Linked DNA regions of Homo sapiens: region 2 is linked to region 1. A link is a loop called in an ENCODE intact Hi-C map of the cell type or tissue named here. Cell type or tissue: PC-9. All regions are shown on one strand.

Region 1 (8,000 bases):
ACAGATTGGGAAACTGAGGCCCAGAGTGGGGAAGGGACAGGTCCAGTGTCACACAGCAAGTTCACACTAGAGCCAGGACTAGAACTCAGGTCCCTGACATTGATCCCAGAACTCTTTGCGCTGCCCATCACAGCTCACTAGTTCACTCGCTTCATAAATATTAAGCCTCACTTTGTGCTGGACCACAGGCAGATGTACACATACAGAAATAACTCTGATTCAAGGACAGTTGAGGCCAGAGCTTTTGAAAAAGGGTTTATATCCGGGCTGTGGGAGCCCACCACAGAGAGCAGTCAATGCCAGGCTGACTCAGGCCTGCTCATGGGGGAGGTGGGAGGTAATGATATCAGAAGTGGGCCCTGAAGAAGGAGCAGGGTAAAGCTGGGAGAGGGCATCTCAGGCTTAACAAATATTACACATTCTGAGACTTATGGGATGGATGTGTGTTGGGGTAGCTTCCCTAGACTAGTTGGAAACCTGCGGGGAAAAGGGAAAGTGGCAGAGAGAAGAGATCCAAAGGGGAATTGGGGCCAAGCAAAAGGAGGAGCTGGAAGACCAGCTGCCCTGCCTCACTATTCTGCAGAAGCCTCCCCAACTCCCCAAGGGCTGCCTTTCCTCCCTCACTTACTAGGTCAAGTGAGGATGGACATAGCACCTTCTATCTCACTCCCAGCTCCCCTCTTTCAGAAAGTTACCAGGTGCCTCTTCCCCAGCCAGGCTGTGGTGGACTTTCCCATCAATAGCCACTGCTAACAGAAGCTTGGAGGGGGGCAGCATTGAGAGCCCTGGGTCTGACTCTGTCAGGAAACAAGCCTGGAGGGTTCACCCGTGCTCTGGATGTAATCAGGATGTAACGCGGGGGAAGCCAGTCAGGAGCAAAGCCAAGGTTAATACCAAGGATGGAGCTTCAAGGAGTTAGAAGGCAGGGTCCGGGCTGGGGGGCTGGAAACCTAGGTTCAGTGCCTTCCCAGCCCTCACTATCCCTAGGCAGTGCTGTTCCTCATGAGCCTCTGCCCCTGTGGCAGCCCACAGCCAGGCTAAGACAGGGCTGGGGACAGCATTCCTCTCCCACAGCCCTCCTTCCTCCCTGGTTCTGGTCTGAAAACCCAGTCACCCTTCACTCACCTAGCTAGGTACCAAGGGTAGGACTTATTACCGAGTGCCCTGCCATCTGCCCCAAGGTAGTAAATGAGGGCAGAGGAAAATTGCAACCTCCCCATGTTAAATGTGTAAAAGGAAAAAGACTCTGAGGCCACAAGGCTTGAGCGGATCACAGGGAGCAAGCACCAGACTGAGGGGAGGCATGGAGCAGTGGAGGAGGAGACTCCTTGCTGGGGACTCCTGCTGGAGCTCTGCGGCCCCTGCACCTTCAGTCCCAATGCAGACACTGGTGCCTTCAGACCAGCCAGAGATGGGGTGGCAGGGGTACAAGTGTTCCCACCTTCCTAACATCCCCAGTTTTTGGATATGTGATGTCATCCAATCCTCATGACCCAGACAAGGAGGATCCCATTCCAAAAGGTCAAGTGCCAAAGTCACACAGCAAATAGATCGGTGGCACATAGGTAGGCCTAATAGCTGTGTCTTTTGATTCCTGCCTGGAGGCCCTGCTAGGCACCCCTTGCTAGGCATTGTGGGAAACTCAGAGATGTTTGAGACATGCCCCTTGCCCTCAAGGAGTTTGCAGCTTAGCTAGTAAAAAGGGCACGCTTAAGATGGTAGCATCCACTCCTGCCTGTGAGAGCCTCCAGCCTGCCAGCCTGCCCTATGGATTTTGGGTTTGTCAACACCCACATGTCACAAGCCAATTTCTTGAAACAAAAAAAAAAAAAAGAGAGAAGAAAGAAAGAAAAGGAGGTGGGGCATGGGCACAGTTAGCTCTACCAGAGAAACAGCACAATACAGTGGTTAAAAGTAAGGCTTGTAGAGTTCAATGTTCTTGGTTTAAACGTCATTCCACTAGCAGAACTAATGAGGCCTGGAACCATGGGTAAGTTCCTTAACTGCTCAAGTCTCAGTTCATTCATTTCCAAAACAGGGATATTGGCAGCACCTGCTCCATGGGTTGCTTTGAAGATGTAATGAGATAATGTATGTAAAGCTCTTAGCGTGCTGCAGCGAACATTGTAAGAACTCTGCTGTCATTAGTACTAAGGGCAGATTATCATAAATGTTAAGATGTAAAAGGCAGCAAAAAGGCAAAAGAAAGGATTAAGGCAGCCTAAAGGGAGAAGAAAAATTATCCGTTCTGTGCCAAGTCCTATGGGAACAAGCAATTCATTAAGGCTGGAGGAAGGAAGGAGGCAGGGTTGGAAGAAGATCTCAGAGAGAAAGAGGATTTCAGTTTGGGGAGTGCAAATGGGATCAGAAGACCTGAAGGTAAGTAAGCGGGAAGGTTTTTTAGTAGTCATGGTTGCTAAGCCTGTAAAATGCTCCAGATTTCACGGGATCTTTTCTCATGTCTCATCTTCAATCACACTCCCAACAATCCAACATTCCCATTTTCCAATGAGGATATTGAGTCTCAGGGAAGTTGAGCGGCAAACCTTGGGTCATAAGTAAGAGTCTGAGCCTGAACACACACCTGACTTTTGTTTCCAAAGCCTCCTTTCCCTGCCCCAGGTCCCCAGGGAAAAATTGTTAGGCTGGGGGTAGGATGAGGGGGTGGGTGACCACAGGCCCAGGGCAGCCCCACCCACCTCCCTGTAAAGGTATAGGGAGGTGGAAAATGTCCTTCCTTGTTCTCTTCCAAAAGAAAAGATTCAGAAGAAAATTGGGCCAGGGGTGGAAGGGGAGTCAGGCTTTTGAAACACAGTTATAGAAATCTCTCAGCTGTTACGTGCAGAGCATCAGGCAGGGCGCTTCTTGAGATCTGCTTCCATGAACCCATTCTCAGGGTGCACTCATTGCCTTATGCACACTCAATTTACATTGACTGAGCAGTGGGCAGCTCATTTAATCTGCACAGAGACCCTCTGAGGTAGGTGCAAATATTAAGCCCATTTTCATAGAGGTGCTTAGAAGAGGCCCAGACAGGTTAAGTTGGTCAGAATCCCACAGGTAGTAAGAGGAGGTACCTGGATTCACATGTGCCCCCTTGCCCACTACTATGCCCTCCACACCATATGGCACCACCTCCACAAGCCTCAAGCTGTGCAGTGACAGCTGTGGGGCCCCAGGAAAAAACTGTGCAGGGGCAAAGGGAAAGGGGAGGCCAGTGTGGACGGGAATCCTGGAAGTAAGCTTCCTAGATGAGGTACACATGCAGGGCTTTGAAGGGTTAAAGACCTGGGAGGAAAACAGGAATTGGAGAAGGAAGTGATTTTCTGAAAGGGGAATTGGCAAAAGTAAAGTTTCTGGGCAAAAGGCTGTTTGGAGTGAATAGTGGGAAATGCATCATCTTTGGGGTAAAGCCTTCTCTGACCTTCCATCTCCCCATCCATAAGAGGAGAATAATGAAATTACCTGCGTCATGGGGAGGGTGAGAATCAAATAAGATCTTAATTGTGAAAATACTTTCTGTTTTTGTTTTTTTCTTCTGAGACAGGGCCTCGCTCTGGCACCCAGACTAGAGTGCAGTGGCACAATAATGGCTCACTACAGCCTTGATCTCCTGGGCTCAAGTGATCCTCCTGCCTCAGCCTCCCAAGAAGCTGGGACTATAAGCACATGCCACCTCGCCCAGCTAATTTTTTTATTTTTTGTAGAGATAGAGTCTCACTTTGTTGCCCAGGCTGGTCTAGAACTCCTGCCCTCAAGCAATCCTCCCACCTCAGACTCCCAAAATGCTGGGATTACAGGCATGAGCCACCACACTCGGCTGAAAATACTTTCTGAATATTAAACTGCTGTATAATTATGACAAGTCATTTTGATTATAACCTTATGCTGACAGGCATGAAAGTTGTGTTCATGTTGTGGGGCACAATGGTGGGACAGTAAATAGAATGTGCAGGGTATGAAAAAGAAAAAGTAGTGGAACTGAAGGACGACCTGCAGCCGAGAAGTAAGGGAAAGTCCACATAGGCATGGGGAAAGGCTACTTTGCAAAGCTAAGTTTGCCTGGGACCCTGGGGCCTCTTGGACAACAGCTGAGGGCATCTTCCTCCAGGCTTGTTTAAACAATCTTCATGTCGGTGAAGCCCAGGAGGTCTTTATGGAAATATGTCAGGCCCTTCATCAATTCTGAGCCACCTTCATTCCATTGAGCCTCATTTTCCACATCTATAAAATGGGGATAACTCAGCTAGTTTGCGGAGTTGCTGTGGGCAGTGCACAGGGGGTGTGCAGTGTTTGACATGCACCGAGAACAGCTCAGTATGCTGGGAGTTTCCTAGGTCTCTTTTTAAACTCTGCTTCCCAAAGGTGAGAGGATGGTATCTGGACAAAAAGCTGAGGAACTGGGACTGGGCCTAACCTCATCTTTCTTAAGGACAAGGTGCACAGGTGCTCTGGCTATGCCGACTTCTCCTTGCCCAATCCAGTTTAATCTGACCACCTTACCCTCTATCCCCTGGCTGAGTACCTGCCCCCAGGTGTCCCAGAGCCCCAGCAGGCTGTGGTGGGCTTCTGCTGCCACCTATAGGCCCCATGTGGCACTGCCTCCCCCTGTCCAGCATTGAGGCCGGCATTCCCAGCTTTCACCTCCTCAAAGGGGATGCCATTGCATGTTTCCTCATCTGTCTCCCTGCCTGCTAGAGTGCCTTAAAGGCAGTGATTATCTGCTTTACCTATATCTCCACTATCCGGCCCAGTGCAAGCGCAGAGTAGTTGTTCAACACGTGCAGAAGGAATGAATGAGAAAATGGCCTTGCAGTGATGGAGATCACAGAAAAAACAAGAGGAACTTAGTCGGGGGTTATTTAATGCCAGCACAGGTGACTCACGGAGGCTTGTAAATTTCCCTTCAGAGGCTTTAGGAAACAAAGTAATTCTTAAGTGCCTGGGTTAAGGTTAGGGCAGTTGTGCTAGAAGCAGGGGGTGATTCAGGGAAAGTACGGGTCTCTTCTATTTTTGTTTCACTTCCCTGGGCCAGGACCTCCCCCTAAAAAATGTCCACAGTCCAGGAAAGCCTGAAGGAGGGAGTCATAAATGTGGCCTGGCTCAGTGCCAAGTGGAGACAGTTCAATGAGGCTCTCCTGTGGCCCTTACCAACGACCCGGATGTGAGTGCCTGGCTCGGCCCCTCCTTCCTCCCTATCTCTTTTCTTTCTTGGACCCGAGGCTTTCTTTGCCTGCAAGGCCCACTCTTTCTCCATTGCCTTTAAAAAAAAACAGATTTAGGGGGTACAAGTGCAGTTTTGTTACATGGATATATTGTGTAGTTGCAAAGTATGGGCTTTTAGCTTAGCTGTCACCTGAATAAATGGTGTAGATTGTACCCATTAAGCAATTTCTCATCCCTCACCCACCTCCCACCCTTCTAAGTCTCCAGTGTTGACTACTGCATTTTCTACATCCAGGCATACAAATTATTCAGCTCCCACTTACAAGTGAGAACACGTGGTATTTGACTTTCTGTTTCTGAGTTGTTCCAAAAAAAAAAAAAATGGCTTCCAGTACCATCCATGTTGCTGCGAAAGACATGATTTCTTTCTTTTTATGGCTGAGTAGTATTCTACGGTGTACACACACACACACACACACACACACACATATATCATGTTTTCTTTATCCAGGCATTCATTGATGGACATTTAGGTTGCTTCCATATCTTTGCTATTGTGAATAGTGCTGCGATTTTTTTTATGTTCTCCACTGTCTTTGACTGAGGAGCTGAGAAGCATATGAACACCCTAGAAAATTCCCTTTATACAGCTGGAAAGCCTGAGACACATAAGGCAAGAAGGAGCTCAGAAACCAGAGTCAGGATCAGGTTTATAATCAGGCATCCAGGATCTGGCCCTCAAGCCCAAGTGTCACTGATGGATGGGGAGGGGAATGAGACCTCAGGCAGGGTTTTCTGTGACTGGCTGAGCACAGCTTGGCCTCTTACACACCAGAGGCTACTTAAGGGTCTGGACACCTTTCAGTTTCGTTTTCAATGTCTTTATTTTGCCCCCTTGTCTCACTGAGGCTCCCACTTTCTAGGAAGTCATAAGACAAGGCTAAGTCTCCACCCCAGTCCCTGCTGGAAAATGGAAACCCAGAGCACCTATATGATCTGCTGAATCCCACCCTGAGAGCCAAGGGTGAAACCAGGGGAGACCCAAAAGCCCAAGGCTTCTGCACTCCCTTGAGCAGCCCCCTTCCTTTTACCCCGACAAACCCAGTCCTATGGCAGGAGAGGCACTGGCATCTGCTATGGTCTGAATGTTAGTGTCCCCCAAAATTCACGTGTTGGGACCTAGTAAACAGTGTGATGGCATTACAAAGTAGGGCCTTCGGGAAATGATTAGGTCATGAGAGCCCCACCATCAAGAATGGGATTAGTGCCCTTTTAAAATAGGCTCAGGCAAGCTCCCTGGCCTCTTCAGTCATGTGGGGACACAGCAGCAAGATGCCATCTATGAAATAGAGCACCCTCACCAGATACTGACTCTACCAGCACCTTGATCTTGGACTTCCCAGGCTTCAGAACTATGAGCAGTACGTTTCTGTTGTTTACCCAGTCTAATGCATTTTGTTACAGCAGCCCAAACAGACTAAGACAGCACCCCACTCCAGACCTTCAAAGTTGCCTTTGCCATGGGTTCAGCCAACCTCTGGGTGCCCTCCACCCAGTGCAGCCCTTACACTGTTTGTGCTGAGCCACAGGACCTTTGGTGCCTCTTCCTAAGTCTCCTGCCCTGCCATGGTTGGGCAGTCCTGCCTCATGCCCAGCTAAATTCCTCCTGCTACCATTGCATCTGCTTCCTCCCTGCCTCTGCTCCCATTGGCCCTGAGAAGAGAGAGAAAGTTGTCTCCTAATTTCTAAATATGGTCACCAAAGTAAAAACTGTTCCAGGAGCCCCTGGTTCCACCCCGGAGGCCATATCTCAGTCTTTCTGAGATTGAGACAGGATTGAATTTTCAAACTCACCCCAAGCGGACACCTCCATTCCCATCCTTAGTCAACAATGTCTTGAGTGCTTAGTCTGTGTCCAGAATCCTCTTCCCATTCTGGTGGTAGCAATTATTTTAAGAGTATCATTTGAGACAAAATTGTCAGAGGTATAGTTACATAATAGGAGCTGAAAAACACAGTCTTTGATTGGTGAAATAATTTGTCCAAGTGCCTGACCCCAGGACCAACCTATCCTTATACCTAAGCTAAGTCTGCAACCATATTGGCCAGACCTACACACAGCCTGCCTCAGAGCCCCACTGCCAGGACCTCACTTGGATAGACCTGAGCCTATGCCTCTCTGCCAGAGACTCAGAATCACTAGGACTCCTTGGGATCCACCAGGTACATGGAGAATGGGACAGGATTCGCTATCCACTACAGTTCAGGGGAAAGTCAAACGCCTCCTGAGCCAGGACATGGTGACTGTGAGTGGGGCCACCCCAGGCCATCTGACGTCTGCTTTTCTTGTCCCAAGGCTCCCTTCCCTTTCAGGGCTCATGCCTGGGGGAAGGTGCCCTCTGGCCCACCCTAGAGCCTGGAACATTGAAGAACACCCAGCTCTGCTGGAGCTGCAAAGAAGCAGAGTCTGTGATGGAGCAAACAAGAGCTATTAGCTAAAAGCTGGGGGGCTGTAAAGGGGTTTGCCTCTCACTTGCATGTAGGGCAAGTGACATGGAGACCACCCCCTGTGAAGAGCAATAACTCATCTCACACAGAGATGGCCAACTTCATTCATTCATTCATTTCTTCATTTGTTTTCTTGTTCATTCATGGAGTCAATAAATATTGGGTGCTTATGTGCCAAGCATTGTGCTAGGCTCTTGGGGGTACAGCAATGAACGCAGTGAACAAGATAGAGCTGCTACCCTCATAGAATTACTCTCTAATAAGGAAGACATGAACCATTACGATGTGATAAGTGTTGCAGGCATACTGGGAGCACAGGGATTAAA
Region 2 (8,000 bases), 290 kb before region 1:
AATTGTGTCCAGGAACTTGGAGTGGAGGTGGACTCTGTGGAGAATGAAGACAGAACTAGCTGCAAATGTGAGCTCCTGGCCCCTCTGAGCAGCCATATTAAAGATCAAAGGGACAAAGCCTGTGCATTCCAGATGGAATCAGGCAGCAAAGCACAGCTACGAAAGCATTCTTGGCTGTCATACCCTCGAGTGCCATGAGCAGGCTCTTTGCTCAGCACTCTGTTCTACCTACTGAGTCAAGAAAGCTCCTTTTAGTCTTCACAGGGTCAGGGATGTGGCAGGGAAGATTTTCAGTGCAATCAAAACAAGATGCTTCAGTGCAGTGGCTCCTCTCTGCTTCCCTGGGGACAACTGGGGGCCTTTGGGAATAGGAGAATGGGGTGGGGGAACTCGGTCTCCTTGGTTTCTGGCCTTTTGAGAGCAATTTAGCCAATTCATATTTAGGCCAGGTCTTTTTGAACAGTCACCTGGTTGACAGCCCATTTTCTCTTTGGGGACTTTCTGAGAGCTCAAGATTCCAGGCTCCTGGTCAGAGTGTGCTTGACCAAAGGAGGGCAGAGAAGTTGTTTGGGTCTGAGCCTCCAGGCCTTTTTTTTCTGGGATGATGGTGTGATTTCTCCTTGTCTCAAATGACAGCAACTTCTATTACCCCCCCCTCCCTGCCCACAGTCGCTAGCTTGGATGTTAGATTGGCTAGCATATGCAGGCCATGTCAACTTGGTAATAGCTCAGCCAAAGCTAACATCCAGATGGGCCACTGGCATCAGTGTAACTGGGTATTAAGAGATAAGCTCTGAACTTAGTGGCTCTGCCATTTACTAGCTGTGTGACCTTGGACCTTGGCTTCTTCCTCTGAAATGTGTGATGATAATGCCCACCTGTTAAACTATTTGGGAGGACTACATGAGATAAATTTTGTAAAGCACTAGCTCTGTGGCTGGACTATAAATATGATGCTCAATAAATGCTATTTTTATTGATTGTAAAAGTACTTCTCAGAGAAAGCCCATTTTTTCCTCTTTTTTGTGCTTCCCTCCACTTGCCTTCCTTCTAGGATTCTACATCTAGGAACCAAAAATTAGAGGGAGAGAAAGAGAGAGAGAGAGAGAGAGAGAGAGAGACACCATGACACCACAGATTCTTCCAGGGGCCCTCTCACCCTGGCTGGAAGCTTATTTGTAAAGCAGTTTTGGGTCACCCATGCTCTGAGGCAATTAATTATTTTTAGAAATTTCTAAATTCCAACTAAAGAAAAAAATATGAACCACCATTATGGTTCCCAGGTAGAGTTAAATCCAACTGGTGTGTTAATATGTCTTTCCTACAAAAAGTCGTGGTGCCAGATCTTTGGATCAAGCTGCTGCATATTCTCTTCACTCTCCACCTTTATCTTACCCTATCTCCTTCCTGAGGCTCAGGTTTCCAGTTTTTCTGATACGTCAAACTTATTCTTCACATGTGGGTCATGCCTATCTGATTTTGGAAATCCTAATGAAGCAGAATCCCTTGTTCATAGTAGGTGCTCAGTGAAATTAGGTTAAATAGTTTAGCTTGTTTTCAAGGCAGCCTATGAGTTTTGTTAGCAAGCTTCTTTCTTCATGACAGGAAGGATGTGCTCATGACTATCTGTAAAGTTAGTGCGTGATTGCCCAGGTGGGGTGGTTTAGAGGTGCAAGTAAAGGCCCCCCACTTATATATAGAGCCCACCTTCACCTGCCAGCTAGAATAGATGGTGTATGAGCTTTAGAGTCCACATCCTGGCTTCCAAAACCAGCTCCACTGTGCACTGTGTGGCCTTGGGCAGGCTCATACCCTGAGAACCTTGGTTACCCCATCTATAAAATAAAGATAGTAATATATATCTCAAGGGTGCTGATAAAGCTTAAATGGAACAAAGTAATGTATATGCCTGAACATAAGTGAGAATTTATCCAAACGATTCCGAGGAAGAAACCTTATATTTGAGACTGCACAAAGGCTGGAATATAATGGGGAACACTCTCAATTAGGTTATTTTGAACAATAAGGTAGTGTTTGGGTAAGGCCCAGCCTGAAACAATCTCAATGCCCATTTGAGGGGCTTTAGAGATTTTTAGATAGAATCTATGGGATAAAAAAAGGACAGTAATTATTACTGGAAATGAGGCTTCTCACTTGCAAGTGATGGATGTAATGGTAAATAAGCCCTTTGAAGATCATTCTTAGATCATAAATACCTACCTATGAGAAAACAAGGCCAGGTATGGTAGCTCATGCCTGTAATCCCAGAATTTTGGAAGGATTGTTTGAGGCTAGGAGTTAAAGACCAGTTACGGACCCTGCCTTTAAAAAAAAATTAGCTGAGCATGGTGGGGCATGCCTGTAGTCCCAGCTACTCAGGCAGGGGGATCACTTGCACTCAGGGGTTCAAGGCTGCAGTGAGCTATGATCGCTCAACTGCACTCCAGCCTGGGTGACAGAGTGAGACCCTGTCTCTAAGAAAGCAAACAAACAAAAAAAGGAAAAAAGTATGTATATAACAGTTCTGATGTTATAAATTGTGAATTGCTTTTCTCCTTCCTTCCTTCCTTCCTTCCTTTTCTCCTTCTGTGGCTTGGGATAAAATTTCCAGTGACAGGCTTATGTATGATCTTGAAAAACATACATGGAAGAAGTTGAAATGCTCTAGAAAACAAAGTCTGATAACTCAGAAGGTGGCTTCAGGGAGGTCAGGACACTGGTATTGGAAATGAATATGAGAAGTTTGAATACAACTGTTTCATGAACTGTGGGTGTGGAAAATAACATTTTAAAATATATCATTTTATATACTGTGTGATTTCAAATATTTTTCTAATTAAATGTTCTATTGTAAGTGGACATTTACCTATCTCATCTACTGCCCTATATGTCTATATATTAAAATTGGGGAAAGTTCTTTTGGGGTAGCACAGGTCCCTGGGGACTGTAAGGGACTGGGGGATATTTTTTCTTCCGTATCCACTTCACTGCACATGTCAGCTTCTTTCCTCCCTCACTGTGATTTGCCTTCTGAGCTTTCCTGGTCATGTCAAGGGAAAAATGGCTCCCACAACTCCACAGTTTTTATGTCTTACTTGTTGAAGGCTTTGGTCCACACCGAGACTGGAATTGCTGAGCCTCTATTCAGTGTTTTCCCAGGTGAGATTCAGGCTGTCCTGGGTCAGGTCAGGGGTTCAGCCCTGGACCACTGAGCTGTGGCCAGGGCCACTTTGTACAGACATGGCTTCCGGAAGCTTGTCCCTCCCACCCTACGTTCAGCTGGCAACAAAGTGTCCAGTGTCAGGGACAAGACATTTCTAGGGGTCCTGAAGACATTTACAGGGACTGAATTCAGTATGAGATGGGGGTTTTTGAGCAGTGAGCTACGTCTGAGGAAAGTTGATCTGGTAATAATGTAAGGAACAATTTCAGAGGTGAATAACAATTTACTAGGAATTATTTTATGGGATTGGGGGAGGAGAATTGGGAAGGCTTTGGGGCCTTCAAGAGTTTTCTAATAATAAATTGCAAAAGGTAGGGAGGGAACTGCCTTTTTTGCAGTTATCCCCTGTGAGTTGACAAAAACATGGTGGCAGTGAGGGGAAAAGAAGCCAGAGGAGAGAGGCTTCATGAGGAAGACCTGTGGTAGGGCTTGGGGTGGGGCGCACTGCTCAGCCTTGGTCCTGAGCCCCATCTCACCTGGGTGCTCCTGGTGAGGTGGAAGTGCGGTTGCTGATAGCTGACAGGCCTGGCTAGGAAGCAGAGCTCTTGGCCTGACACACCAGGGGCAGGCTGGGCTTCACCTCTGTGGGCAAGGCAGCAAGCAGTGAGCCAGGGCAGCGTGACAGGACAGTGTGGTGACAGACCATAGTGAAACGTGAGGGGAGCCCTGAGTCACTGCATTTGGTGGAGTCCACTGAGTGTGCGGTGTAGATAAAGACACCCACGAGCGCACTCCACAGCCCTCACCCAGGAGAGCAGGCCCACTGGGGCCAGGCGGTGACTCAGAATGCAGCCACGTAGATAACCGCTGACTCAGTTATAAATTCCTTAGCTCCCTCCGCAGGCCTGGGTTTGAGGGACAGGTGACTCACAGACTGACCCTCTCTTTGGTCTGGTTTTTCAGAGGGTTATCTTTAGATCTCCAGGTCATCCCAACCTCTAGGACACCCCTGGTCTGAAGGCCGAGCCAGCCATATTAATGTTCTCAGCACACACTTGGCTTACTCACTGGGATTTCTGTTCCAGCAGCCTCTCCGTTCTAGTTGTGTATCCACTACACACATTTTTGGTTGGTGTCTACAATGCCTCGGCTCCATGCTGGGCACTGAGGACACTGCAATGCACCAGAAATGATCCCTGCCCTGCAGGAGCTGCAATTGCCTCTTGGTGACTGTTTCTGACACACTTTATGTGGAAGTTGGTTCAATCAGGAAAGAGACACCTCTTTGGACCCCCATCTCTCACCCAGTCCACACTTCCTGGTGGTGACTGGTCGGCTCCCTAGTTTCCTGGTCTGGCCTGAGCAGCCGGATCTTCTCCTACGTACCTGCTTCATTTTTCCTGCTGCCTGAAGAGAGTAAGTCTGCTTCCTTCCACTACGTGGGTAGTAATGTGGGAGTGTTTTGATAGCTAAAGGGCCGCTTGCGTGTTTGTACTGAGTTTCACACACATGCAGAGGCACCCAGCCCTGCACCAAGACTCCTGGAGATTGTCCATGGACTCACCCTGGGACAACAGTCACCCCATTTAGTGAGCCTGTGTTTTATGTGCAATTTGATGATCATAGTAGCTCTGTGAGATAGAGTTTCATCAGATATTTAATATCAGATTGTATTAACATCATTATTACTTTACAGGTCAGGAAACTTAGGCTCAGAAAAGTTGCCTAAGATCCCACAGCTTTTAAGCTTTTAAGAGGCAGTTCTGTTTCACCCTAAAACCTGCTGCTCTTAATGACTTGTACATATTGTTCCAACCCTAGGGTGAGTTCTCTGCCCTCTTGGGAGCATCCTCATTTTGAGATCAGGGGTTCTTCATCTTTTGACTTTCCAAGACCCCAAACCTCATCGGAGCACAGCAGGTACAGGCTGGCAGCAGAAGGAAGGGACAAGATCTAGATAACAGTGTGTGGGTGCAGATTCAATAAAAGTAGAGAACTCAGTATTGTGGGGGCCGAGTGACCAGGGCTTGTGATGGACTGAAGGATGGATTGCGGCAAGGCTGTGATATAGATATGATTTCTCATCAGGCTCCAAGCCCTTTAATAATATCTCCTCATGGTCCTGGTTTAGTGGGCTACTCTTTTAGATGAGCCCCACCTCTGCTGCCTATTCCAAGAATGTGATGAGAGAAGGGTGCTAGAATTATGATCACATGCTTTTGAGCTGGAGGGGTCTCAGAGCTCATTTAATCCAATTTCCTCAGGTAATAGGCAAAGAAAATGAGAGATAGAGGAGCTTCTGTGACTTTCCTGAAATGGTGGCAAGACCGAGACTGGAACACAGGTCCCTGTTCTACCCAGTGCTCTTTCTCTGACATCACCTCTCAGTACTCTGAACAGGATTACAGGCAGCTTGAGAGTCTATAAATTTGGGATAAAATACAACAAAGCTTTCATCTTACAAGTCCACACAGATGGGCTACTCCTTCCCCATCCTCTGGCCCTCCTCTCCAAGTAACCTATCTCATTATTCCATTCTAGGCCCTTGGGACCCATCCTCCCCCGTCCTTTATTTGTGTAGTCTTATGAAGAATCCGCAGCGTAAGAATTACTTTCTAACAATGGCATCTAAGAGTGGAAAGTTTAACTGTAAGTTTGGCGGGCAGAGCAAGCATTGTATTCATCTGCAGATGGCCTTTCTCTCTCTTTTGGCATTGATAACTGTCAGTTAGTTCCCCTCCACCCCACAAGAACCTGTATTTGGCAGAATAGATATGTCAGCATTCTTGTAAAGTACATTTTTTCTTTGTGAGAGGCCTTGCAAAATGAGTCCTTAGCTTTCTTCCACTGGCTTCAAAGTGTCTCCTCCTGTGAACATGCTTGATTCCCTTTGGACTATGCTGTGATGAGGTGTGATGTTATGGAAAGATTTAGTTCCTAAAGTCAGATAGCTCCTAGGTTGAGTCCTGGCTCCACCGCTTTAATAGTAGTGAGACCTTGGAAAAGATACTTAGCTCCAAATCTTGACTTCCCTACCTGTAATATGGGAACATTGGGGATCACTCAAGAAAAGGTATATGAAGGGGCCTCCCACGTAAGATGGTCTGGATGCCTCCTGGAAAAGATAGCTTTATCTTTAGGAAGCTGAGGAGATTTGGCTGCCAGTTGTTGCCCGAGAAGGGTAAAGACTTTAACTTCAGGTAAACCTCACAGTCATCGCTTTGGTACACACGTATTTGTGTACCATAAATAATAAATAACAAAAAATAATTGTTTTAAATAAAAATTTTTTAAGATAAAAAATATTTTTAAAAATAATATATTTAGATAGATATTTTAAAACAATTATTTAAATATAATGTATTTAAATAATTTAATTTAAATTAAATAATTAAATTATATTTAAATTTATTATTTAAATATTTTTAAAAAATAATTATTTAAAAATATATTTAAATAATTATTTTTAAAAATAATTATTAAAAAATATTTTTTAAATAAAAAATTGTTTAATAAAAAATAATTTTTCTCTTGCTGTTGTCCATGTTATTTTCCTCAGCGGCATCAGGGAGAGTGGTTATCACCTAGGGGAACAGCAGGGCACAGTGTGGGGAAGTGTGGCTCACAGAGTCCTGGTCCTTCCCCCAGCTGCCATTTACCAACCATCTGAGACATTGGGCATGGTATTTAACTTCAGCTTACTCATCCGGAAAGTAATGGGAACACTTACGTGTCATGGGGGTGACTAGAGGATTGATGGGATGGTGCTTGTGGAGCACTTACCGTTCAGGGCCTGGCATATGGTAGGTGTTGCTTACTGAGTTGGCATAATTTCTGAAATCCTTGTTTTGAGGGTATTTCTACATTATTAACGATAAGCAATAGATGCTTACAGGAACCTCCCCTAGGAGGTGATAATTTTCCTGGTTCCTCCAAAGTTTTTCCAATTGGCTGGGTTATGTTTCTGGTTTTGGAACGCAGGCCTTCCTTAGCAGGAGGGTCCCTGGTCTATGTAGCAAGCGTTGCTTATTCTTGGTTCCCTCCACTCTTTTTGGAGGTTGAAGCTTCACAATCTTGAGCCTTGATATGACTTTACAGAGGAGAGTCTGGTAGAGGGTGTGTTGCTCATCTTGGACCCTACTCGGGATAGGAGAGAGAATAGGGTTAATTTTCAAAGTGCCAAAATACCTTTGCATATATTGTTTCCTCTGCCTGGAATGGCCTCGCTTCTTCTGGTAAGTCCCTAATCATCCTTTAAGAGGCTTTTATTTTGGTCAAAGCGTTTTCCAGCCACCCTCAGTAAGTTCCATCACTCCCTCATCTGTGCACCCCTCTATTTAAATTCCTGCCATGTGTGGTCCAGGTGGCTCTGCTGGCTGTCCAGCTTTATCTCTGACCCCCTCAGCTGCCGAATTCTATGCCCCAGTCTTACTGTGTCCTCTTAGTTTCACAGGTGCACTAGGCCTTCCCTTCCCTCTGAGCTTTCATACCTAGTCCCTCTGTGTGTGACACTGGCGCCCTCCTCTGACCCCAATTTCCTTGGCCCCGCAGCCCCATGTGGTGAACTGCTGCCCATCCTCAAAAAAACCAGTTAAACATCCTTCTCCTGGTAAGAAGTCCCTGTGCTCCCAAGCCTGGGGTCTTCTTATGGGCTCCCGTGAAGCCTTCCCACAAACCCCATCACGCTTTGTGTTTTATATCCATCTCCCCAGCTCGACTGTAAGTATCTTGTGGGGAAGGGGCTGTGTATCTTTCTCCCTATTGTATCCCTGAATCTAGTACAGGCCTGTAGCAGCCATTCATCATATTAAAAACCAAAATCGATTTTCATGTTTTC

Evidence for each region. Peaks named below come from ENCODE experiments on the same cell type or tissue, not always from the same donor. Only the 100,000 strongest peaks of a DNase experiment are listed, where the experiment ranks them.
Region 2: a loop joins it to region 1, with 8 times the contacts of the local background. A loop is called at or near these places in 3 of 110 quality-filtered maps.

The regions. Positions count from the first base shown.
Region 1 is chr1:115,465,290-115,473,289 of GRCh38, forward strand. No RefSeq gene overlaps it. Among named protein-coding and RNA genes, the nearest start is that of NGF, 130 kb to the left of the region's middle. In PC-9, CTCF peaks have their summits at 4,599 (motif pointing left) and 4,802; a DNase peak (open chromatin) is centred at 5,032; H3K4me3 peaks cover 1,165 bases; H3K27ac peaks cover 3,297 bases.
Region 2 is chr1:115,175,648-115,183,647 of GRCh38, forward strand. No RefSeq gene overlaps it. Among named protein-coding and RNA genes, the nearest start is that of LINC01765, 80 kb to the left of the region's middle. RefSeq lists enhancers at 3,335-3,836, 3,613-4,812. In PC-9, no CTCF peak of the experiment used is centred here; DNase peaks (open chromatin) are centred at 4,014 and 4,504; H3K4me3 peaks cover 1,321 bases; H3K27ac peaks cover 3,649 bases.